Linked DNA regions of Mus musculus: regions 2, 3, 4 and 5 are each linked to region 1. The links are chromatin loops, found by intact Hi-C in ENCODE. Cell type or tissue: heart. All regions are shown on one strand. Region 1 has its middle 14 kb from the start of Foxc1. Region 2 has its middle 100 kb from the start of Mylk4. Region 3 has its middle 2.8 kb from the start of Wrnip1. Region 4 overlaps Gmds (GDP-mannose 4, 6-dehydratase). Region 5 holds the start of Mylk4 (myosin light chain kinase family, member 4).

What was found. Hi-C counts contacts between places; a loop is a spot of excess contacts. Peaks named below come from ENCODE experiments on the same cell type or tissue, not always from the same donor. Only the 100,000 strongest peaks of a DNase experiment are listed, where the experiment ranks them.
Region 2: it touches region 1 in a loop (5-fold over the local background); 31 of 42 quality-filtered maps call a loop at or near these places.
Region 3: it touches region 1 in a loop (5-fold over the local background); 10 of 42 quality-filtered maps call a loop at or near these places.
Region 4: a loop joins it to region 1, with 7 times the contacts of the local background. A loop is called at or near these places in 21 of 42 quality-filtered maps.
Region 5: a loop joins it to region 1, with 4 times the contacts of the local background. A loop is called at or near these places in 6 of 42 quality-filtered maps.

The regions. Positions count from the first base shown.
Region 1 is chr13:31,789,984-31,794,983 of GRCm38, forward strand. No RefSeq gene overlaps it. Among named protein-coding and RNA genes, the nearest start is that of Foxc1, 14 kb to the right of the region's middle. In heart, no CTCF peak of the experiment used is centred here; a DNase peak (open chromatin) is centred at 2,738; H3K4me3 peaks cover 979 bases; H3K27me3 peaks cover 716 bases.
Region 2 is chr13:32,678,819-32,683,818 of GRCm38, forward strand. No RefSeq gene overlaps it. Among named protein-coding and RNA genes, the nearest start is that of Mylk4, 100 kb to the right of the region's middle. In heart, CTCF peaks have their summits at 2,505 (motif pointing left) and 2,704; DNase peaks (open chromatin) are centred at 1,553 and 2,503; H3K4me3 peaks cover 193 bases; H3K27ac peaks cover 384 bases; H3K27me3 peaks cover 235 bases.
Region 3 is chr13:32,796,718-32,801,717 of GRCm38, forward strand. It overlaps a transcript of Mylk4 not described here. Among named protein-coding and RNA genes, the nearest start is that of Wrnip1, 2.8 kb to the right of the region's middle. In heart, CTCF peaks have their summits at 609 (motif pointing left), 2,613 (motif pointing left) and 4,305; no DNase peak of the experiment used is centred here; H3K4me3 peaks cover 522 bases; H3K27ac peaks cover 607 bases.
Region 4 is chr13:32,294,554-32,299,553 of GRCm38, forward strand. The region is part of intron 1 of Gmds (GDP-mannose 4, 6-dehydratase); the gene reads right to left. Among named protein-coding and RNA genes, the nearest start is that of Gmds, 41 kb to the right of the region's middle. In heart, a CTCF peak has its summit at 3,109 (motif pointing left); a DNase peak (open chromatin) is centred at 3,138.
Region 5 is chr13:32,781,166-32,786,165 of GRCm38, forward strand. It overlaps Mylk4 (myosin light chain kinase family, member 4), which reads right to left and starts at 2,799. Exons shown (of 15, transcript NM_001368880.1): 1 at 2,614-2,799; 2 at 393-663. The coding sequence starts at 551. In heart, a CTCF peak has its summit at 2,104 (motif pointing left); no DNase peak of the experiment used is centred here.

The DNA.
Region 1 (5,000 bases):
CTTGCTTTCTTAGATAACCCTGGGGCCACCAGCCCGGGGGTGGCACTTCTAGGAGTGGGCTGGGCCCTCCAACATGAATTATTAATTAAGAAAAACCCCTACAGGCCAGTTTGATGAAGGTATTGGTTTCAATTGAGATTCCTTCTTCCCCAGTAACCTTAGCTGGGTCAAGTTGGTGAAAAACTAGCTAGCCGGGTGGCCACTCATGGTCCTCGGGGGAGTAACAGTAGTCGCTCTACTGGTCTGTGTAAATCTACAGCTGCCAGGAAGCTCAGAAAACATCAGCCAGCTAAAGTGAGATTGGCAGAAGGATGCCTAGCTATGTTATAGCCTGGCCAGGGTGAACTACTCCCCGCGCCCACTTCCTCTGGCCAGGCACCTGGGTCAAATGAAAACGGCTCCACCTTCTCACAGACTCCTCCCTGAGAATGAATGCATGCACATATGTGGCGTTCATGCGAACCACACAGATGCCTGGAGAACACTAGTACAGACTCCTCTGAGACTCATGTACCTGAAGCCATTCTTTGGACTTCCTCTCTACTTCGGGCTTGAGCCAGCCCGTGTTTTGTTTTGTTTTGTTTCGTTTTGTTTTGTTTTGTTTTGTTTTTCAGAACACAGGGACAGCTCTGCCCACCCACATTCCATCTCATTCCACATACTGACACCAAAGGGACAGCCTGCTGTGGTAATGGGCTATATATTAATGTAGGGAATATGGTGTCCTGATGGGACGTATGGGGGCAGACTGGTCCAAGGGCCCTGTTATAGCATGTGTAACTTTGCACCCGTCCAAGCCTCTGATGCTTCTCATGGAAACAGCAGTTCAGAACCAAGGGATGGGATTTCTTTTTTTATTATTATTATTAGATATTTTCTTTATATACATTTCGAATACTATCCCGAAAGTTCCCTATACCCTCCCTTCCCCCTGCTCCCCTACCCACCCACTCCCGCTTCTTGGCCCTGGCATTCCCCTGTACTGGGGCATATAAAGTTTGCAATACCAAGGGGCCTCTCTTCCCAGTGATGGCTGACTAGGCCATCTTCTGCTACATATGCCATGAGCTCTGGGGGTACTAGTTAGTTCATATTGTTGTTCTACCTATAGGGTTGCAGACTCCTTCAGCTCCTTGGGTGTTTTCTCTAGCTTCTCCATTGGGGGCCCTGTGTTCCATCTTATAGATGACTGTGAACATCCACGTTTGTATTTGCCAGGCACTGGCATAGCCTCATACGAGACAGCTATAACAGGGTCCCTTCAGGAAAATCTTTCTGGCATATGCAATAGTGTCTGGGTTTGGTGGCAGATTATGGGCTGTATCCCCAGCTGGGGTAGTCTCTGGATAGTCCATCCTTAGCTCCAAACTATGTCTCTGTAACTCCTTTTATTGGTATTTTGTTCCCTATTCTAAGGAGGAATGAAGTATCCACCCATTGGTCTTCCCTCTTTTTGATTTTCTTGTGTTTTGCAAATTGTATCTTGGGTGTTCTGTTTCTGGGCTAATATCCACTTATCAGTGAGTGTATATCTAGTGACTTCTTGTGTGATTGGGTTACCTCACTAAGGATGATATCCTCCAGATACATCCATTTGTCCAAGAATTTCATAAATCCATTGTTTTTAATAGCTGAGTAGTACTCCATTGTGTAAATGTACCACATTTTCTGTATCCATTCTTCTGTTGAGGGACATCTGGGTTCTTTCCAGCTTCTCAGAGACACTGAAATTAATAGAGGAGAAAGTGGGGGAAAGCCTCAAAGATATGGGCACAGGGGAAAAATTCCTAAACAGAACAGCAATGGCTTGTGCTGTAAGATCAAGAATTGACAAACGGGACCTCATAAAATTGCAAAGCTTCTGCAAAGCAAAAGACACCATCAATAAGACAAAAAGGCCACCAACAGATTGGGAAAGGATTTTTACCAATCCTAAATCTGATAGGGGACTAATATCCAATCAAAAGAGCTCAAGAAGATGGACTCCAGAAATTCAAATAACCCCAATAAAAATGGAGTTCAGAGCTAAACAAAGATTTCTCAACTGCGGAATACCAAATGGCTGAGAAGCACCTGAAAAAATGTTCAACATACTTAATCATCAGGGAAATGCAAATCAAAACAACCCTGAGATTCCACTTCACACCAGTCAGAATGGCTAAGATCAAAAAATTCAGGTGACAGCAGATGCTGGCGAGGATGTGGAGAAAGAGGAACACTCCTCCACTGCTGGTGGGATTGCAAGCTTGTACAACCACTCTGGACGTCAGTCTGAAGGTTCCTCAGAAAATTGGACATAGTACTACTGGAGGATCCAGCAATACCTCTCCTGGGCATATATCCAGAAGATGTTCCAACTGGTAAGAAGGACACATGCTCCACTATGTTCATAGCAGCCTTATTTATAATAGCCAGAAGCTGGGATGGGAGATCTATTGATACTAGTTTTGCCCACCTTGGAGAAACAAGCCACTAATGTAGACCTCAATTAGATACTATGGTGTTCAGTTACCTTGATGGCTAGACTCTCTCTGAGGGTTCAAGCTTAAGCCCAAGACGCATATTGCCACTCTAGACTCAGCAGGAAAACTTAGCTTGTGAATGCCATGCAGCACCGCCAGGGATTTGCCCAGCCAAGCCCTAGTGTGAAAGAAACTGGACTTTTTCTAAGTCTCCCAGGTGCACAGCTCCTTCATTGCCACTAGATGACGCCAGAGCTCCACCCCATTTCCCGTAGTTGGTCCGTGAAAAAGGGCCCGCCGCTTGGATTCCTGGAGGCCGGGTGGGGGTAGGGAGCAAAAAGGAAGATGGAAAGGTGGGAAATAATAACTTCCGTGGAGGCATATATAAGAGCACAGGCTCCTGTCTTTCATACTGAATTCCAATTATAGTTTACTTTCAAGTATAAGTAGACACATGGGTAGAAAACCTGACAATACAATTTACAGCAACTGCACACGCGACATGAAACCCTAACTAAACAGCACTGTTTACATACTGTGTGCCGAAAATTGGGTGCAACGGATTTTTTTTTTTTTGAACGACTTTTTCCCTGTAAATGATAAAGGGTAAAAGACGTCGTGTTGGCTGCACTGAATAGAGCAAATTTGTCGATTCTTCATCCTTTCCCTGGTCTTAGAACAATTCTTCTATTTAAGATTGACATATATAAGAAGCCTGGCTCTTCCTTCTCATATAACGTCACAGCAAAGCTCCAACAATCAGCTTGCCAAAGGATAAGACCTCATGAAAATTCTCCTACTGAGGAAGCCAGAGTCACCTCTGCTACAAACTCATGGACACACACACACACACACACACACACACACCCAGAGAAACCAGAAGAACAGCCTAGACAACCAGCCTCCCTGGGCCGGGCCCCCTCTTCCACCACAGCCCCAACCCCCCTTCCTGCTGCCATGCTTCCCAACAGATAATATTCCTGCAAATGACAGGAGAAGTCTATATTCCCTGCAACTTGGGCCTGAGCCCCTCTCACATTAGGTTAATTCACCGCACCTTCATTTTGTGAATCAGCAAATGTTATATAAACGATTTACCGTTTTCAAGCTGTGATAACATCAGACCCCAGGGAGATAAAGGGCTTTGTGTGAAACCCAATGCCCGGTGATGGGAGTAAGCAAGGCTTCTTTTCTCGCTCTGGGAGCTTTAGGCTTGGTTATCTCTTCCCCCTCACCACATTACTTCAGGCCGTTCACACCTCTCCTTCCCCCACCAACACTGGCTTCTTTCTCTTTCCAGCCTTGTCTATGGGGACTTTCTGGAAGGCTCTAGATGGGATCTTGTGTCTCAGGTTGCAGTCAGTCTCCAAATTCCATCTGCCTACACTGCAATCAACAGCCAACACCAACTCTCAGCTAAGCAGTGATTTCACAGGCAAAAGCCTCATTCCTCTACCTGGAGGATTGCTGAAATTTGCATTTTGACAGGTTTTTTTTGCCTAAATGAACCTTGCAGTAGCCCAGAATCCACACTGGAGAAAGTGTTCACCCTCTGTTCTGCCAACCCCAGAAAGCTAATGTTTTTGTTAATGCACATGCAGTTGACTTCAAACTTTGTTTGGTTAATGAGGGGGGAAAATGTCTCAAATGTATGACTTCGAGATAGTTCCGGGACCCAGAACTTGTCCAGTGTGCTTGGGTTCCACTCCACAACATTGCAAGAAAGGTAGAAAAAAATCTCTCCGTTGCGAGCCATCCAGCGCACACTACGGCAGATGAAGATATCATGTGTATTCTTGATAACTTATGTGCACTTGTGGATCTAAGTAGCCCCCGAGCTATGTAAAGGACAGTGTTCCCAGCCTTCCACAGATGCTCTGCTTCCGGTAAACCTCAGTGTCTAGTTGGAAAGCCATAGAACCATTTCTCGTTCATCATAATCTTCGTTTTAAAGTTTCCTATCTTGGAAATTTCTCTTTTCAGGGATATTTTTGAAGGTTCCCCACCGAGACTGTATTGTGCATTCCCTTCTTTATGATTTCAACAAGACACACATATCAATGTAAAATGGGGGCACAGCTAAGCACTTCATGCTGGGCCTTGTGGCCATCTTTTGATACATATGCAGCTAGAGACAAGAGCTCCGGGGTACTGCTTAGTTCCTATTGCTATTCCACCTATAGGGTTGCAGTTCCCTTTAGTTCCTTGGGTGCTTTCTCTAGTTCCTCCATTGGGGGCCCTGTGGTCCATTCAATAGCTGACTGTGAGCATCCACTTCTATGTTTGCTAGGCCCTGGCATAGTCTCACAAGAGACAGCTATATCTGGGTCCTTTCAGCAAAATCTTGCTAGTGTATGTCGGCCATCACTGCAAAGAGAGGCCCATTGGACTTGCAAACTTTATAGGCCCCAGTACAGGGGAACGCCAGGGCCAAAAAGGGGGAGTGGGTGGGTAGGGGAGTGGGGGAGGGTGGGTATGGGGGACTTTTGGTATAGCATTGGAAATGTAAATGAGCTAAATACCTAATAAAAAATGGAA
Region 2 (5,000 bases), 890 kb after region 1:
GTCTGAATGCAGGAAGGGTAGGTGTGCATCACAGCAAGGACCCCTTTATTATATAAGTGAGACCTCAGGATGCGTTTGCTCTGCAGCAAGCTCTCATCCTGACATGCAATGCCTAGAAGTCACTATCTCATCTTTAATCTTCTGACCTCCCTGGATATCAATGTCTTCAGATCTTGCAACCCAAATTCTTCTTCTATTATCAGGGCTCTGTCAGTTCTCTTCAGGATTATTAAGCCATTAGTCAACGTGCATTAAAATCAAATCACAGCCTCTTCCACTAGGACCTCATGAATATTCCACAGCCAAGTCATAGTGCGAGTCTCTGCTCTGACTCAGAAAAGGAAATCAATCGGAACACAACAGATTTTGCTCAACAGTAAAAACAAAGCCATGCTCACTGAGGCTCTAGGTGCCAAGTATTGTAAAATCACTCAGCTCTGCCCTCAGATGCCTGTGGGGTTGTTTACTGGCGTTTCAGAAAGGAGAAGGGACACTTCAGATTGGCTGGGAGTGTGGCGCTGTTTGTTATTGTAACTGATGAAACTTTGCCTAGTCTTTTTTTCCTTCTTCTTATATTTGTGTCTTTCTGTCTTTCTTCCCATCTGTCTGCCTGTCTTCCCACCTACCTATCCATCCATCCATCCATCCATCCATCCATCCATCCATCCATCCATCTACCCACCCACTCTATCTATCTATCTATCTATCTATCTATCTATCTATCTATCTATCTATCTATCTATCTATCTATCTATCTATCTTGAGGCCAGAGCTGTCTTTGAACTCCCAATCTTCTACCCCAGTCTCCCAACCACTGGGATTACCAGCACAGTCATTCTTCATCCCTGAATAGCCCCAGAGGATGGCATTTGAGTTGTTGCTTTATTTTATCAAATCTATGAAGTATTTTTTTTTAAATAGGAAGAAAACATGAAAATAAGAGGGGAGGAACACAAGGTTCTAAATCTGAAGTCTGACTTCAGATTCCAAAACTATTCCCATCAGCTGTGACCTGCATGAGTCAGAGAACTATTGAGGACCTCAGTTTCCACATCTACAGAATGGGTGCAATAGTACTTATCTCCTCTGATTATCTGAAATGTAAACTCAATGATTTATATTCCAGACATCTAGAAGCAGACTCAGAAAGTGGTGAAGGCTTTAAACAAATTGCTTTTAAACACCCCAAGTCATCAGAGAGACTCACTTTCCACACACTTGCTCCTGTCAGGGTAGACAAACCCCAGGAAAGTTTGTCCCTACTTTCCAATGCTCTGACATGGGTTGCGAGGGCGTCAGGGAGGCTATGGGAACGGACAGAGAATGTTCTTGCCACACATCCAGGTTTTAGAATGTGCACCAACCTGAGTCACAAGTGCATACCCCCGCATGCCACTCCGGGCCATCTTTCCCTGCCAATGCCACCCACCAAGGCCAGAGCCAGGTGGCTGTGAGTCAAACCTGTCTTCACTTTGACTTGGCACCACAGACCTTTTGAATGGAGTCCACAAATTCGTGAGACAAAAATAGGCTAGCTAGCCCTCACCAGGCCTTCATTGTTGAGGGATGACGGTTGGCTGGTGGTTACACAACCGAAACCTGGGCCCACCACGGAAACGCCAGCTCAGCCATACACAAGGCCGAGCTCTCTGCCCACGGCAAAGTCCTTTGTTCTTTTTTTTTTTTTCTCTCTGACACGCCCCTACCTTCCATTCTTCGGAATCCAATTGTTAGAAAGTTGACAAGCTAGCTGGTGACAGGTCTCCTTGGACAGCTTTCCTGTCTTCAGATAAGGAATGGGGAGCCTCAGCGGGGTGTCATCCATACCCAGACCCCAGTGAAGGAGAGGGATACACAGACACCCGTTCTACACCCTCTGGCTAATCTTAGTTCTCTGGGGTCTCAGTTGTCTTTTCTGACATAACACCGCAGGAACCCATTAGTGTTTTATTGTGCTGTCAACTATTCCTGGTCACCTTCCCCACCACCTCTTACAATTTTGTAGTAGAGAGAAAAATTTCAATACGCTGGTCTTGTTTTTAAATTTTAAGAACACAATAGTTTGAAGCCAGAAACAGGGCTGGACCGAATGCCAGGGCTGATTCTGGCCCAGAATGCCTTGGCTACCAGGGAGTGCATAGGTTGTTAACGTTCAAAGTTGATCTTTCCTCTTATGAAAATACGTTCGTGCAGGCACCCCACTGAACACAATTATTTTTCCTGCTTGGTGAGGAAGACTCCATGCTCTGGTCAGGTCTTGTGCCTCCATGTTTTTTCCCTATACCCCTTTGAGCACACCCGTCAGTCCACCACCCTATCCTTTGAGTGGTTTGTACCTCTTACTTGTGCTTACTTCTGCGAGGTTCTCTGAAGCAACTGGGAACAGGGAGGGGAAGAGGAATCTGCTGAGGAATAGCGCTTTTAAAATAAAAAAATAATAACACGAAGTATTATAAGCACTAGAGGCTGGAAAGAGCTTGTGAGTCCCATGGGGTGGGGCGCAGCGTGCTAGTGAATGACAACATTGCCCTCTGGTGGTCTACTTGAGTAAGACAGCCATAGGTTGCAGGCTGGACGTGGGGGGGGGGGGGGGGCTCTCACTAACGTTTCCCACTAATCCCAAAGAAACCATAATTGAACAATGTAAGGAATTCCCCATGAGGCCCTGAGGTTACAAAGACTCAAAGAAGAAAAAACTCATGTAAATATTCAATTGTTTTAGAATGTGTTTCCTTTCCTTTATTTTATTACGTTTTTATGTCTAGTTTTCACATTGTGTACTCCATCTATAAACTCATAATTTAGGCTCTCCAGGAACCAGAAACCGGGCTTCACTACTCTCCCCTGTGAGAACCGTCAGTGGTGAGCAAATGTGTAAGTGTGATGAAGCCTCTTTTCCCAGGCTGGCCCTTTAAAGTTCCAATGGCTCGGTGTAAACTCCTCCAGTTTAGGGTGGGAAAAAACCTGCTGTGTGCTTGGGAGTTGGGTGGAGGACTGGAGTCCAGAGCAGCATATTCCTTTTGTTATTTTTTCACTCCAGGCAGTATAATCCTAGATACTTAACTCTCTGTCTCCATAAACGAACAGATTACTGATTCTCATTCTACCAGCTTTTCATGGAAAAGAAGGGCAGTGTTTTGTTTTATTTTATTTTTTAAGTGCTTGTAGTTTCTTCCAAAGGAACAGCTTTGTGAGAACCAACTTCTGCAAATTAGAAAAAAAATACTGTATATCAGTGACAAAGCACCAGAGCTAAGGCCATTGGCGAAGGCTTGCCCCACCAGCAATCTGGACATGGAAATCTGAGGACCCAGAGCTACACAGAGAGTTCAAGGCCAGTCTGGACAACATGAGGTCTATCTCAAAACAAAACCCAAAAAGCCAGCAAGGCCTCATTGTGGTTGGGCATTTTCTTGCGTGGGATATATTTGCCCGATCAGTAAAAGAGTTGCTCTTGAAAACAAGTGATGCTTCATTTTTGGTTAATTTTTAAAGATTTATTATTTGTGTTTTATAGGCATAAGGATTTTGTTTACACGTATAACTACGTACCACATGTGTGCCTGTTACTCAGGGAAACCAGGAGTTACAAACAGCTGGGAGCCACCACATGGATGCTGGGGACTGAGCAAGCATCCTCTGCAAGAGCAGCAAGTGCTCTCAACCACTGAGTCATCTCTCCAGACCCAGACAAGTGATGGTTTGGAATGAAATAACGAATAATGCAACCCAGAAAAAGAAAGAAATTCTAAATGAACACAACAAGGAATGTGTGTGAATGCCACACTATGCTCTGCAATCTCAGCCTCTCCCCACTGTGGACCTGGCAAGTGATGGCCCAGAGTGAAATGGAGGGGGGCGAGTGTGGCTCCTCTACCATGGAAACGAGTGTCCACTGCTTTAACGGGCATCTTGTTTTTGTAATGGTAGCAAAATGTACCTAATATAAAATTGCCCACCCAGTTTTAGAGCCAGTCACCATCCAGATGAGCATTCTTTTTTTTTCTTTTTTATTGGATATTTTCTTTATTTACATTTCAAATGTTATCCCCTTTCCCAGTTCCCCCTACTCCTGGAAACCCCCTATCCCATCCTCCCTCTCCCTGCTTCTCTGAGGATGCTCCTCCACCCACCCACCCACTCCCGCCTCCCCTGCCCTCGATTCCCCTATACTGGGACATCAATCAAGCCTTCATAGGACCAAGGACCTTTCTTCCCATTGATACATGCATGACAAGGCCATCCTCCGCTACATATGCAGCTGGAACCATGTCAGATAAACATTCCTACTGATGTGCAACCACTGCTGCTATCTAGCTCCTGGAAACCTCACGTGTTCATCTAGCGTTCTGCATTCTGTCCTTGTGGATCTGACCACTCTGAAGTGGGGTGACAGCACTTGCCCCCTCATGACTGGTGTATTTTGTGTAGCACTAAGTCATCAACTTCTTCGAGATAGCAAGCACCACAATTTCTTTCCTACTTGAGACTGAATCATACCCCACTGATGCCCGTCCATTTACCTGTCAGTAGACACTGATCGCTCTCCTGCTTAATCTAGTGTAAATAACACTGTGATGGGGATAAGTAGAGATGTCTGTTCAAGACCCTACATCCAATTCTGTATCTGTTTAGTAGAACTGCCAGGCTGTTTCTCACATCAAAATTTGACAAAGCAGAGAACTCTGTATTCTCCTGCCCTTGATCAAACTTGGGATTTTCTGTTTCTTGATCACATCCACCTTGAGGTGGCTTGGCTGCCTGCTTCTGACTGATGTGACACTCTTCCTAGGAGCTTTACAAAATGGCAGTGTCTCGTCTCGGTGCCTCGGAACAGAACGCAATGCGTCGTAGTGGGCGCAGTTAGTCATGATCTCCTGAAAGCCAGCTCACGGTGAAACACAGCCTTCCCCAGAACTACCCATTCTTTCTGCTTCCCTCTACTGCTGCACCCTAGGCCTCGCCACCTAGAAGTAGGCTGGGAGCAGACCACTCAGACT
Region 3 (5,000 bases), 1.0 Mb after region 1:
AGAAAGAAATGGGAAGGGTTTGCTAAGATTCTAATATCCTTTTCAAAGGCGCCTCTCCAATGACCTACTTCCCACTAGGATTCAGCTCATAAAGGTTCTTTCATCTCCCGACAGTGCCACAGGCTGGCAAACAAGGCTTTAGCAGACGAGTTTTGGGGGAACGCTCCAGAGATCCCTTTGCTAGCAGTAAGGCCCAGGGCCAAGGCATAGCGCTCCATACCCTCCTTTCCTCAAATAAAGGCATGCCACCCTCTCTCGCTTCTGTGTGTTCATCACCAGGAAGTTCCACTGCGTTTTTCCAAGTTTCAACCCTAGGGAACACTGGGCATTGCATATTTGCATAACACAGACATCTTATTACTCAGGAAAACCCCAGGTTTGTAAGATCTGTGCCAGCTAGAAAAAGATCAGATTTTTTTTTTAACTGTGCTACAAATTAAATTGGCTAAAGACTATGTATAAAGCAAATAAGCACAAAGCTCTTTGAAGATGTTTTGCGGGGCCTACCTACCTCTAGAGCCTACCAGAACCAGCAAAAAAAACATGAGCTATTTCTAATTGAACATGTGTGGAAGAAACCTGCTCACTCAACTGATGCCCCCTGCTGTTACAGACTCACATAAAAACAAGACACTTCTCACTGAAAGGAGTTTGCAAAACATGAAACCTGGGACAAAGCATGACTGTCTACCCCTGAGCACAAGAACTCTGAGTGGTCCCCCTTCTTAACCATCTGGTTAGTAAGCAGTTTTTCCTCTCTTCCTATAAACCGCACCTAGCTCAACAAATGGCCTGCACACATTTGAACAGGCTTCCTGTGTCGATCTTTAACAGAAGGCCTTTGTGTTTTACCACACAACCAATCTGGTGCCACAACACTGACTTTTATGTGCACGACACAGTGGACTGGCATTCCCAGTGTCAACCTAAAAGTGAGAGACCAAATCTTTTAAGTTCAGACTCCATTTTAGAGAACTTGAACTCAGGTGAACTAACAGGCCGGTACCTAACATTAGTTTCCAAGTTACCTCCCAACAAAACCTGAGCCTAGCTCCAGTTTCTAGGCTGACCCCCAACTGACAAGCATCTCCAGGTTAATCTCCCCCAACAACTCAGCGTTTCCAGGTTAACTCCCAACAAGCCCACCCCCTGCCAACGACCACCAATGCAGAGGGAAACAAAAGTTAAGTTTATGGTTTGACTCCCAGCACCAGCCAATTATGTTAAAGACCATAGTTGCTTCCCAGTTAGATGCTTCTCAGGCTAGAAACACTCACCTCCCACTTGTTGCTTTCTATAAAGCCTCACCCGGGTAGATATTCAGGGCTGCTCTCCACCAAAACCATCCTGTGTGTCAGCAGTGGGCTGAGGGGCCTGAGCCAGCTCCATTAAAGGACCTGTTGTGATTTGCACTGAATTGGCTCCTGTCTGTTTATTTATTTATTTATTTATTTATTTATTTTTAAAGATTTATTTATTATTATATGTAAGTACACTGTAGCTGTCTTCAGACACACCAGAAGAGGGAGTCAGATCTTGTTACGGATGGTTGTGAGCCACCATGTGGTTGCTGGGATTTGAACTCTGGACCTTCGGAAGAACAGTCGGGTGCTCTTACCCACTGAGCCATCTCACCAGCCCATTTTTTTTTTTAAATTTTATTTATATTTTTTATTTTTTGGAGGGGAGGGGGTGTTCACTAACACTTCCCTGGCAGTACAAAAGCACTTAAAACTACTAGGAAGTCACAAGTATGAAAAAATTAACTCTTAAAAATCCATGCATTTTTATATCAATAAAGGTAAGGAAAAGCGTTCGAAAGTCCTACTTGCAGTACCAAGAAAATATCTACAATATGTTGGGATACACGTAATAAGCAATGTGGCATAGACTCAAGAAAATGCAGGAACGAGACACTTGAGCTTTGGGTAGGGCAGGAGAATCATGGAGCAGTAGCAGCAGATGACCATAGGGGTAGCTTTGATGAAGGTGACTGAAGATGGCTGAGATGCTTGCCAGGTGGAATTAACTAGACTTGAAATGAGGGCGTAAGACAATGCCCAGAGGTTCAGCATCCCCAGGACGCTCACAGTATCCAAGAACAGCAGCATGCCACTCTGGTTATACTCACTTCTGAATCAGACGGTCTATTCCAGTCTTTAAGGGCCCCACATTCTCCACTCTGACTTCTGAGGCAGGAGAAGAAGAGGGAGAAGGAGGAGGAGGAGGAGGAGGAGGAGGAGGAGGAGAAGGAGGAGGAGGAGGAGGAGGAAGAGGAGGAGGAGGAGGAGGAGGTATACACAGCTCAAAGTAAGCACTCAAAGACAGATGGAAACCATCAGAGCCTCTTTAAAGGAGAAAATCAATTCTAGGCTTTTGGTTTGAAAACATTTTTTTTTTTGTAATTTTATGAGCGAGTTTACATGTATTTGTATTTATGCTGATTTAAAAATAAATTAAGTTCGGCTAGGCAATACAAATTAAGGAGTGATTTTTTTTTTCTTTTTCTTTTTCTTTTTCTTTTTCTTTTTCTTTTCTTTTTCTTTTTTTTTTTTTTAAAGTCCTTGCTGGTATGGTTTAATTTTTTGTACCATCACCACCTAGTGGAGAAAACCTTGAACTTCAAAGAGCTAAGGTTTGAGAAGAAATGCAGGGAGGGGTATTATACTAGTCTTATTTCTTCTGTTCTCACAATGAACTTTGAGGTCATTTTCTTCCTTAATATTTGGAAATGGGGTCAGAAGTTAAGTAGCTTTACCAAGGGCCACAGTGTGACTCACTCAGTTCCAGATAACTTGAAATTAAATGTAGTTCATTTTCACCATATAGCCATTCAAAGGGCTCAACTCTATTCTTGTCTTTGTGAGTAAGTTATGTATCTCAATATGGAGAATTGCCTTATTTATACGTGTGAAATGACATGTGCAAAAGGACTAAGATGAAGATAGAGTAGAACACATAGTATGTACGAGACCCTGGCTTAAATCTCTATCACAAGACAATGGAAGCAAGGAGAAAAAGGGGGGCGCCCAGAGACTGGATTCCCTTCCTTTATCCCTGAAACCCCACTTCTTCCTCTATGAGCCCACGACTTGTTTCTCTTTGAATCTACTATTCTTGCATCTTAGTCATTGAGGGTTGGTCATGTGCACTGTATGTTCAGATCTGATTTCTGTGCCCAGAGATCCAGTCACTGTATGGATGCTAGCACTGTCTTGATTATTGAACCATCTCCTGTATCCATGTTGTGTAACGAATACTTCCCAGAGGCTGGAGAAATGGCTTAGTGGTTAAGAGCACTGACTGCTCTTCCAGAGGTCCTGAGTTCAATTCCCAGCAACCACATGGTGGCTCCCAGACATCTGTAATGGGATCTGATGCCCTCTTCTGGTGTGTCTGGAGAGAGCAACCGTGTACTCACATAATATATATATACATATATATACATATATACATATACATATACATATATATATATTTACATATATATATATATATATATATTTAAAAAAAAACGCTCCCCAATCATCTCTGATTGGGTAATAACAAGCTGACCAGCCTGTGGCTGAGCAGAGGAGATAGGAAGGCTGGACTTCTGATCTCAGCCAGGTAGAGAGAGAAGGAAGAGAGGGACAAGAAGACCAATGTTTGCCATGAGGTTGATATGAAAGAGCAGTCATGAGGACACACATGGACCAGAGTGAGCCAGGGGAAGACCAGATTGGCATGTTAACAGGGCATTTGTCTGGGTATTATCAGCCTTAGAGGGTTAGAATAGCCCAGAATGGTCCAGCTTAGGCTTGCTTCTTGTTATTAAACTTAATAGTTCTTTGTGTCAGCTATTTGGGAGCCAGAACGGGAACAGATGAGTTCTACACTTAGGTATGTAACAGAATTTGTAACTCACGTCACATTAGCTATTGCCAGTTTACTTCATAGCATAAGATAACTAAACCTTCAGTGGGAAAACAGTAAATAAAAAGTTTCTACTGTAACTTGCTGTATACTGTTGGGTGGTAAAGTAAATACACACTCAAATTTTGACAAGATTCATAAGTCTTTGCTTTCCCTTAACACATTTAATTTCTGATTATCAGCAATAATCAATTATAATAAAATTTTGATGTTTTTGGTAGCCCCCAGGTACAGGTTGAGAATTCCAGCCTTAGCAACTTAACAAGTCACACTCCTCTCAATCTACCTATATGTATTTAAATATTTTAAAAGATGTATTACATTTATATTTACATGTTTTGCCTGCATGTATGACTGTGCATTACCTAGGTGTAGTGCCCCCAGAGGCCAGAATAAGGAGCCAGATCCTCTGACCTGGTGCTGCAAACTGAAAGAGGAACCTACAATAGCAGCAAGTGCTCTTAACTACTGAGCCACCTCTCCAGCTCCTTTTGCATCTTTCCAAGGAGTAACTTACAGAAAAGCATAATAAAATCATAAGCAGTAATACATGGATGTAGACTACCACACTAACTTTTTAAATTTGCTTTTCAAAAGTAAAAATACAATTTTGTATTATGTAGCCCTGGCTGACTTGGAACTCAAAATGTAGACCACGCTGGCCTCAAACTCTGAGATCCACCTGTCAGTGCCTCCTGAGTACTAGTATTAAAGGTACACAGCACTACACCCAGAGAATATACATTTATAAATGCCTATTGTACTCATTTCCTGCTCCTGTCTGCTGGAAATACCTTTAAGGACTGCCTGCCATCATTTTGTTATTGGGATACAACGGTGATTTTCAGTTTACGACTATTATATCAGCTAGAGATAACTATTAAGCAAGTACTTTGGGCGACAGGTCCTAAAGTAAAATTAAGGGGCACAGGGGAGGGAATCCCTTTTATTGCATTTCCTTGAGCAGCCTTCGGAATTGAACTTTGTCTACCTGTGTAGCTCTTGTGTGTTTATGTCGAAGCCCTTTCTCCAGCTTCCTAGGCACTTCTGGGGTATTTCCACTTCGTTTTAGTTTTATTACAAAT
Region 4 (5,000 bases), 500 kb after region 1:
CTGCTGAAAGGAGCTCAGCTGAGTAATGCCCTTGGGCTTAACCACAGGCTCTCAAAGCCTTCATTCCCAGCACTGAAAGGGAGAATCTAGGGATTTGTGGAACCATTTTGGCTGTCACATCACTGGAATACTAATAGTACTGGTGGATGGAAATCAGGAATGATATAGGTCTCATGACATCCAGGACAGCCTAAAGCTATCCTGAATTCATTATGACTAGAAGTCTTTCTGAAAAGTCATGTGAGTAAAAGAATGTATTGTCTGAGAATAGACACTAACTTGATTTTTATATAGACATGAAATATGAATTGCAAAGTGTGTGACTTTAAAGAAAAAGGTAAGAAATATTTTATTACAAATTTGACCATCTCAAAAATGATGACACAGGCTGAAGAAATGACCCAGCAGTTAAGAACACGTGTTTCTCTTGCAAAGAACTTGGGTTAATTCCCAGTACCCACATGGTGGCTTACCCCATCAGTAATTCCAACTCCAGGGAATCTAACACACTCTTCTAGCCTCTGTAGGCACCAGGAAGGCACATAGTGCACATACATCCATTCAGGCAAAGCATTCATACACATAAAAGTATGTTTTTTAGAAAAGTTATAACACCACCGACATACCACTACTGCTAGAAGAAGAGCCACCAGCCTTCAAGCACATTACCAAATGTTCCAGTGGCAACACACTGCCCTCAGTGCATGAATTGCAAGTGCTCCAGACCAAGAAATTTGTTTCACTTTTTGTTGTTAATAGAAATATTAAAAAGGCTTTTTAAAAAGTTATGTGCAGTTAAAGGAAATTATCTAGGGGTTTGGGGTTCAGCTCGGTGGTAGAGCACTTGCCTAGAGAGTACAAGGCCCTGAGTTCAATCCACAGCTCAGAAAAGAAATTATTACACGCTACAAATTTCACTCCCTAACCAGAAAACTGGCAAATTCCCACAAAATGGGCCCCTGAACACCAGAATGGAAGCTTAGTTTAAGTTCGGGGAGGGGGGGACCATTATAAATATCACCTGTCTTTCTTAATTTGTCATGATACAAATCAAGTTACTTGGTTCCCATGTCCTGGGAAACCCTGACCTAATCAGTGCTGTCAGCAGTTTGGACTGAGGAGGAGGAGGAGGATCTGCCAATCAAGGCCCCTCTATACACTGCACATCTCAATTCTCTTTTAGTTCAAATATTACATTTTAAATTCACAGTAATCTCTGAAGCAACATACCAACAAAAACTATAAAGAATTTTAATACAAGAAATGACATTAAAATGCAAAAAAAAAAACCCTTCACATATGTGAGACTTTTAAGTTGTGGAAAACAACCTCATCATTCTTAAAGATCCAAATTAGTTCCTAATACAGCACTGTCACTGTTGACATCTGTCCCGTGGGGTCAGACCCAGCACCTCTCACATGCTATATAAGAACTGAGCTACACCCCACTCTGAACAGTTTAATAAAACACACACAAACTTGTAGTTTAAACCTGATAAACAAACATAATAACAATAAATTGTACCTTAAACCATTTTCTATGATTTTTATTCTCCTCTTTATTAATCAACATTCTGCAGCCTAATCCCTTTATCACTGTAGCAAAATGGTTCCATATGCAAGCCAACCCAGGGTCCCTAGGTTTGAAAAGAGCTACCACAAATATATATTTTGGTTGTTGTGTTTTCCTAATCACGAAGAAAGGGGAAAATTCAAACAGCTTCCTTTATATAGTATGAACAGAGGAGTTCTTTAAAACCACATTAATTCCCCTGGCAAATATAAAGACCCTAACAAAGATCCATTGTTTCAGTTTCTTAGTTAGTACTTGACTAACCATGCATAAAAGAGAGACATTAGCATAGTTAACTGAATATATAAATACGTTCAGACTCAGTAACACTATTTCTGCCAAGCACAGTAGCTATATTTAATAAACATCATGCTGTTAGCCACAGTCACTTCTTAAACTGTCATTGGAATTATCAACTTTTACCATAAAGCAAAAGAAAACATTATTTTTAATAACATCAGTAAAGACCTTGGTTTCTTTTCTAAGATAAATGTACTTATATGAAATTGATAGGAAAGACCTTTCTGCAAAAAAAAAAAAAAAAAAAAAACCAACCTATATTTTATACAAAGAAAACAGACTTTTCCTATTCTGTAACAGAAGTGATAAAGCCTAATGACTCTGCCTAAAAATTGTGACCTAAATAAACAGGAAAGTGGACATTAAACTTTTGAGGTATGTTACTTTCCAATATGCTTTAAGTTTACCAAAAGAAAATTTAATTCCAGGGATTCTGAAGTTAAGAAATAAAAAGTATTAAAACCAAAACTATGATGTCTTGGACTGCTAAGGGGAGTATACTTGAACTTGGGTAGCATACTTGAACTTTAATGTATACATATGCTAAAACAGAGTAAAAACATATTTTCAGACTTTCTCCTGACATAAGTGGAAAGCTATATGGAAACTTTCCATGGCATGAATAACTACTTGATTTTTAAGAGAGAATATTAAATCTATAAAACTGACATGTTAATTTCCTAGCTATAGTGTACCTTCTTTATTTTCTAAAGAAGGCACGTAGAGAAATAATACAGTATAAACCACCTCATAATTTGCATTGAAAAGGCACACCTAGGGCTAGAGATGTAGCTCAATGAGACAGTGCTTGCCCATATCATGCGCATGAGGCTCTGGGAGCAAACCCCAATACTACAAAAAGAAGTAAAGGGAAAAAGGAAAAAATATTATTTATTTGTTTTATCTGCAAATGTGGAAATTAAAGGTCAAAATAAGTCATAAATATGTTAACTGTCAGGACATTCCAAGATTATTATTTATCTCAGCCAAAAAAAAGTCAGTCTGCTGTATTATTCTCACAGAGGTGTCTGTGTCAAAACCTTGTAAATGTCAGTCAGTGATGACTCAAAGCTGTAGTGATGATTCTGCTGCAGCATTCTAAGAATATGTGGAAATGCAAATAAACTCCGACAATGGCTCATATCATATCAAATGCCCTATCTGAAGCACAGCAACTTTAAGCAAAACTTAATGAGGACTAAACACAGCAGACACTATATACTGGAGCCACCTGGTGGCCTGTTTTCCTATAACACGGTAAACACTGGGTCCTGTGCATACAGCATGACGCCTTCAGTGCCTACCACCCAAGGAAGATTGTTCCCAAAAGTCAGTGAGGGTGAGCACCGCAAGCCCCAACACCATGCCGACGCACTAAAAGTGCACCACTAAGTAGGAAACACATTCCCCAAAAACCCACTCTAGGCATCTCCAAGTTGTGTTATATTTTCTCAACATAAATCCAAACCAACTCAATAAGTGTTTTAGAAAATCTTCTTAATAAAAATATAAGTAGCAGCTTATGATTTCCTGTGGAATTTGCTTCTTGCCTAGTTCCAGGAAGTTCAGGAAAAGGCTAATTTAACTTCTAAACGATCATGGTCCTGTCAGCAACACAAAAGTAGATAGTGCACTGATCTTTCATTGTGGGGCACAGGGACATTTGCCTGTAGCCACAACTACTAAGACAGGCAAAGGCAGGAAGATTACCTGAGTCCAAAAGCTAAAGACTCGTCTAGGTAGTATAGCAAGAATCAATTTCTCTCCCTCTCCCTCTCCCTCTCCCTCTCACACACACAATACACACAACACAGAAACAAATACACAACATGAAATAAGATAGATAACTAGGAAAAGGAATGGACTAGGAGTAGGAAAGGAGACATGATAATGGGTCAATATGATTGACATACATTATGTACATTATGAAAATGCCATAATGAAGCCTACTAGTGCATATAATTAATATATGCTCAAAAAAGTCTTTTAAAAAGCCAAGGATAAGGTAAGCCTTTGAACTATTAAGTAGGTGAAGTCTATAGCAGTCTCTAGCCTCCTACAACTCCCTCATTCCTCTTCAGTGTAGAATCAATAAACTCCACATTAAAGAAATGCAATTAGGAAGCTCACATAACCATTATAAGCTCTACTCCCACCTCTGGATGTACTGGGATGTGTACCAGACACAGATGCCAAAGGCTTCCCTCCAGGCTCCTCTCAAAGCATGCCACATTCCTGACTCATCCCAGAGATTCAAAGACCACATAGCTCATTGAGTGGAAATGCTGAATGGAAAGAAGGCTTCAAAGGATGCCTCTCTATTCATACCCTAGCCCAGGTCCTCAGTGCAGGGTAGACTGCTATTAAAAGACTCGTTTCCTGAGGAAAGTAGACAGTTTCAGGGAAAGACCATTTGGCTGGTAGGAGGGGGCTTTGTTGCCAGCTGTTCTCACAGCCCTACTCCCTGTGTGGTCTCCAAAGTTGCTAAACCTGACCACTTCAGGGGCCAGGTCTATAAAAATGAAGACATTTCCAGTAAAAGACCTGCTTGGCTCTACACTGTTCCACTTCACAAGGGAACACTGTTGCTAGAGAAGCTCTGGCTTTGGTGTAGGCATATCAAATGTGTGATGGACACTTGACATTTACCCCACGGAAAACCTAAGTATCCTACTTCCTGGAAGCACTCTAAACAGGATGGCAAGGCTGTATTTTTGTCGAATTTCCTAATTGCAGGTGCCCCTTGACACAGCCAGCATTAGGAGATCAATGGCAGAGCTGTTGTAAAGTCTAAAAGACAGTATGAATAGCCAAGTACTGTCACCTATAAAGATGGAAGGCACTTTCTCCTCAAGGTGTGATCCAGAAACAACACAAATACAGGTAGAAGATAACACACACCAGAATCAGAAGGCCTGGGTTCAAAGGAAAACAGTGTCATTTATCAGAGAAGTGCTGCACAGAGTCAGCCTTCCTAGCCATTCGTGCCCTGTCTATAACCTCATATCTGGGACTACATACAAAGAACAGGGGCAGAAAGGCGAAGTAATAAACTCAGGCTTGATAACGGGTTTGCTTTCCCTACAAAGATCCAAACACTGGTGAGAAGCCAGTATCCTCATTCACA
Region 5 (5,000 bases), 990 kb after region 1:
AGTTTCCAGCCCAAACCTGCGTTTTACATGATCCTTCTCTGAAACACGTTTTCTATAGCATATTCCATTAATATGTATGTATGCACTCATGCATGTTTGGTTGACAGGGGTGATGATATGGAATCGAGGGCCTCCAGCAGGTTATGCACATCCTTTATCACTGAGCTACAGTCCCCAGGAACTCATTTCAACACTCCTCAGCACTGCAGGGAAAATGCACTTTCAGAGTCTTCCAAACTATCAACCCAACTCAAGGGTAGAGTTTACCCACAGTCCTCAGACAAGTGGAATGGAAATCTGTTTTGCAAGCTTCCTTCCTCCTACACACACATGACAACATTGAACTTGAACATAAAAGGCACTGTCCAAGAGGTAAGGTAGAACATGGTTACCTCATTGTCTCCAGACTGCAGGTCCAGATCCCCCGAATTCTCCTCCAGGAAGCATTTCACCTTCTCCACCTCCTCCATGCACTGGAAAAACGCCACCTTCTCCAGCGGGTTGCTGCTGTGGCACGAGCTGATTTCTTCCAGCCTCTTCACCTTCAACATACTGGTGGTGAGCCTGATCAGGCTGCTGTCAGGAGTGGGGCTTTCATCTCCCTCTGTCTCAGATTTGTAAATGAGGACACAATCATGACTGCTCAGCACTCCCTTCTCTTGACTATAAAGAAAGGAAACAAAGAAACAAAACCTTCAGGTCACTTATTCTCCATCAACTTCCCAAATCAGGAGCAACCTGGATATTCACATGGAAACTTTTTCCACTGCTAGAACTTTTAAAAGGAAAACAACAATTTTTATTTTTATTTTTATTTTTATTTTTATTATTTTTTTTTTTAGCATTTTCTCAGAGATTCAAATAGTAAGAAGTACCATGCCAGGTGGCTGTGCGCATCCTTCACTGCATTAAACAAGACATACACTGAGAAAAAGTAAGAAATAGGACCCCAGTGTTGTTTATGCAGTATATTTCAAATTGGTTATTCAAATAAACCACAGGCCTTTTACACATAGGAACATCTGGGAAAATCCTTTTGTAAAAGGAAATTTATATCATCTAGGTTAAGAAGTAATAGATGACTATAGAGGTTCTTCTGTCTGGTATATGCCCCCTTCAGGAAAGACTGATTCACTGCTGCTTGAAGAAGAGACAGTGGGCCTCACACCTGCCTTGAACAGAGATGACCATGGGAGGCTGACATCTGAAAGGTTTCACTTGCAGCCGAGATGTTTGTGCACTTTTCTTTGATCTTCCTTCCTCCCCGCGCCCAAAAAGTCCAAAATTCAGTCTCTTCAGGCTTTCAATAAAGGACCAGGATGCTGTCCCCCCCTTTGAGTTTCACACTCCCATGCTGTGAGGGGCATGTTTTGTTTTTGTTTTTGTTTTTGTCTTTGTCTTTGTCTTTGTTTTTGTTTTTGTTTTTGTTTTCTAGATGTCTATTTATTAACAGTTTTTTTTTCTTCACAAACTAAAATTTAGCCAAGCTGCAGGACATAAGGGGCAAATTAAAAACTCTGACACCATGTCAAGTGGCCGGTTAAAACACAGTATGAGAACTGGGGTTTTAGACTTCGATGGCATGGCTTTCTCCTCACAGCCCTACAAGAAAGAGAGGTTGGTCTCAGAAGAGGGAATTCCTCTTCCTTTGGAAATTGTGACTCCTTCTTGGGCAGTGTCACCATAGGGATTTTCTGCCTGCATCCTCTTTAAGGTATTCAGTGCTAGGGATTAAACCCAATAACCCACACAAATTAGGCAAACACCTCTACCTCTGAGCCACACCCCACTCCTCTTGCCTACATCTTAAGACATTTGTATTGATTTTTTTTTTCCTAAAAGAAATTCATTTCAGAGGAAGAATACAGCCACTTTTCATTGCATCTTTACTAACAGCTGCACACTGAGCTCGGCTGCCCATGCTCTCTCTAAAATACTCTCCTTACAAATTCAGTAATGTACACGCAACAAAGTAACACTTAATTCTAGACACATAAATGCGTCTGTGTATTTATGTATTACTTGGCTATACAAGGAGACAAAGATTAAGACAAGATTTGAATTTGGGCTTTCTAGTGGCTAGCCCCTGAGGCCCCCTGCTGGAAACTCGCTGAAGTTTGTAATAATCATTTCTCAATCTCCCAGTGGAACTTCATTTTTACAATTCATAGAGTAAAATAACCTCCTAGAGTTATAAGGTATTTTAAATACTCTACGAATTTGTATATATTGCCTAAAGAACTTACATTTTAAAAAATGCAGATAACATCAACTAGAACTCTACAGGTTCATTATAGACCATTATTAGTATTTTTTTTTAACATTTTCTTGGCAGGAGGAACTTCTTAAAATAAGAAGACAGATGCATTTCTGTTTAATGGTGAACTGTGGTTAAGATATAATGTTGAATTGCAGGTAATACCAAAAATAGACTAGGAAGCCTCAAAACTTGACATATTAAGACAGAAGTTTAGGTTTAGCACACAATCATTCAGTACAGAAATACCAAGCACTGAGCTCTGCCTGCAGTTTGGAACGACTTCTTGTTAATTAAAGCAGCACAGAGAGAAAAATGCAACTGGATCAGTTCTAACAATAAACAGAAGTGATTACCATCTGTAGGAGGACATCCTGGAGTCTGACCCACTCACTCCGCAAGTAGAGGATTCTTTTCGGCCGATAACAGGGATCTGCAGAATTCAGAGGGACTGCAGGACTCTGCAGTAAGAGACTTCACTCTCAGTGGGCAGAAGTCATCTAGCAAGGCAAGTGTCTACCACCAGAGGAAGTGTCTTCCCTCTCAAATGCCACGCCGAGCCCCTGTTTAAACCAATGTGCTCCTTGAGCTCATGTTGCTCAGCTGTTCCTTCCTTAGTCAGATGGGGAAGAATATTAATTTTAGATGCCAGGCCTTTCAAAGCTGATGGCTCCATTTCAAAGGTCAGGTAAGGAGAGGATGAACTGAGAACACTGGATGAAATATCACCTTTACCTTCCCCTCTCCGCCCCTTGTAATTACCGGGCTGGATTTGTGCTGGGTGGTCGCATACTCCTCTCAGACATGATTGTAGCTGCCAGGACGAAAGGAATGGGAGCTCAAAGTCCCAGGAACATTTGTCTTGATGACTTTGAAGTGATTCGAATGTAGTATGGGGCCTTCTGAATGCATTTAGTGAATAGTGCTTAATTTACTCCATCATAATACTATTTGAAAAGTCTCCAACTCTCCCTAGTTCAGGGGGAAAGGCAAAGGCATATATATCCAGGAAGGTACAAAGACTAGAGGCATGTTTCTCACAGATTCTTGTGAGTAACACTGCAACTCTTTCCAAATTATCATGAAAACAAGCACCTTCCCAGGTCTACTATTCATAGATGTATACACTTGATATGGAACTTCCATTGCTGATAAGCTAAAACTGACATTATAAGCAGTCTCTAATTGTTTACAACCCAGACAATTGTCACGTCTTGTTTAGCCTTTATGAAGTCCTCTGTGTCCCATTGCTACACAGGTAGCCTCTGGCCCTTTGCTTGTGTGTGTGTGTGTGTGTGTGTGTGTGTGTGTGTGTGTGTTTAGATCAATGTTTCTAGTCAAGACAAAAATGAGTGTTTTCCATTTTAAGTAGTATTTGAAGGATTTTAGAAGAATCTTATTTGAAAAGCAGAACTGTTGCTATTTTTTTAGGATTCCAAAACTTAGTTCTTCAGGAAGATACATTATTCCACAAAGCATTCTCAAAAGGCTGAACTGACTTCAGGCTACCAACTTCTATAGGCATGTGTATGAATGCTGACAACAACAAATCTGTCTCAGAATAAGGAAGATGTATGTGGCCATGCCTCCAGTCAGACCAAAACAAATAAAGTCATGATTCCTATATCCTTGGCTCTTAGTCACAAGCATTAGAGATTCGGGGCCAGCAGATGCACTATTATTAACAAAACCCAATAGTTAACTTTCTCCACCCCCCCCCTCGATTTGGTTCTAGAATCCCATGCATGCTTTCACATTTTGTTTGGAGCCAACAAGATTTGTGATGGATTAGGCACAGGGTATAAAGGGGAGACCATAAACTGGATGATTTACAGATTCCTTCTGCATACCTGAAAGGACAAAGGTGAAGTGATATGAGATGACTATGGAAGGCCATAGAAACAGGCTCCCAACATCATAGAAACGGAGATCTACATATAGGGTGTAGGTTGGAGATGCAGATTTGTACAGCCATGTACATATGGATATTCCCATATATAATATATACTCAGCATTTGCTACTTAGTCATCAGAGAAAATAATTTTGATTGTATCTATGTGTCCTAGCTGTCTGTCTTATAAACTTTGGCATCAGTGACACAGTTCTGTTAAGTCATACTGTTCAAGCTTGATGGTTTGGAATACAAACTATCTGGTACAATAGTTGACCACAACATTTAATTGTCTAGGTGCTATGTGCATGCTCATATCCTTGCTAGCCTCAGGACCTAAAGTCCACCACAGACTCTGAAATGCTTAAAGATGCTCATTATGCCTAGAAAAACTAAAAGTAAAGGTATGAGCAGTCCCAGCACTCCAGTGTTTCCTTGACATTTTTGGACTTATATGACTTCTAAAAAATATATACAGAGGAAAACAGCCTTTCACAGAGCTAAGAAATCCTTGATTGTAAAACCAAATTCTGTGTTAAACTGGATGTCTTTATCCACTCCGCCACCTTTCCCTCTCTCCGCTTATCAAGGTTAAGGAAACATCACTGAAGCAGAGGCGATGTAAGAGCTGGAGTGTATGAAGGACGGCTGTGATGCACTTCATACTTATGTACCCTGTGGTTACCTTCAAAAGACCTGCACAAGATGAAACTGGCTGTAAGAGTGTTCTCCATGATTCACCCCTCTTTAGCAACTGCTTCTGGGGAAGGGAAAATCATTCCTTTTAGAAAGAAACAATGTTGGGAGGGTGACATGTTGGAGGAATATGGGGAAGTCGAAAGAGGGAAATG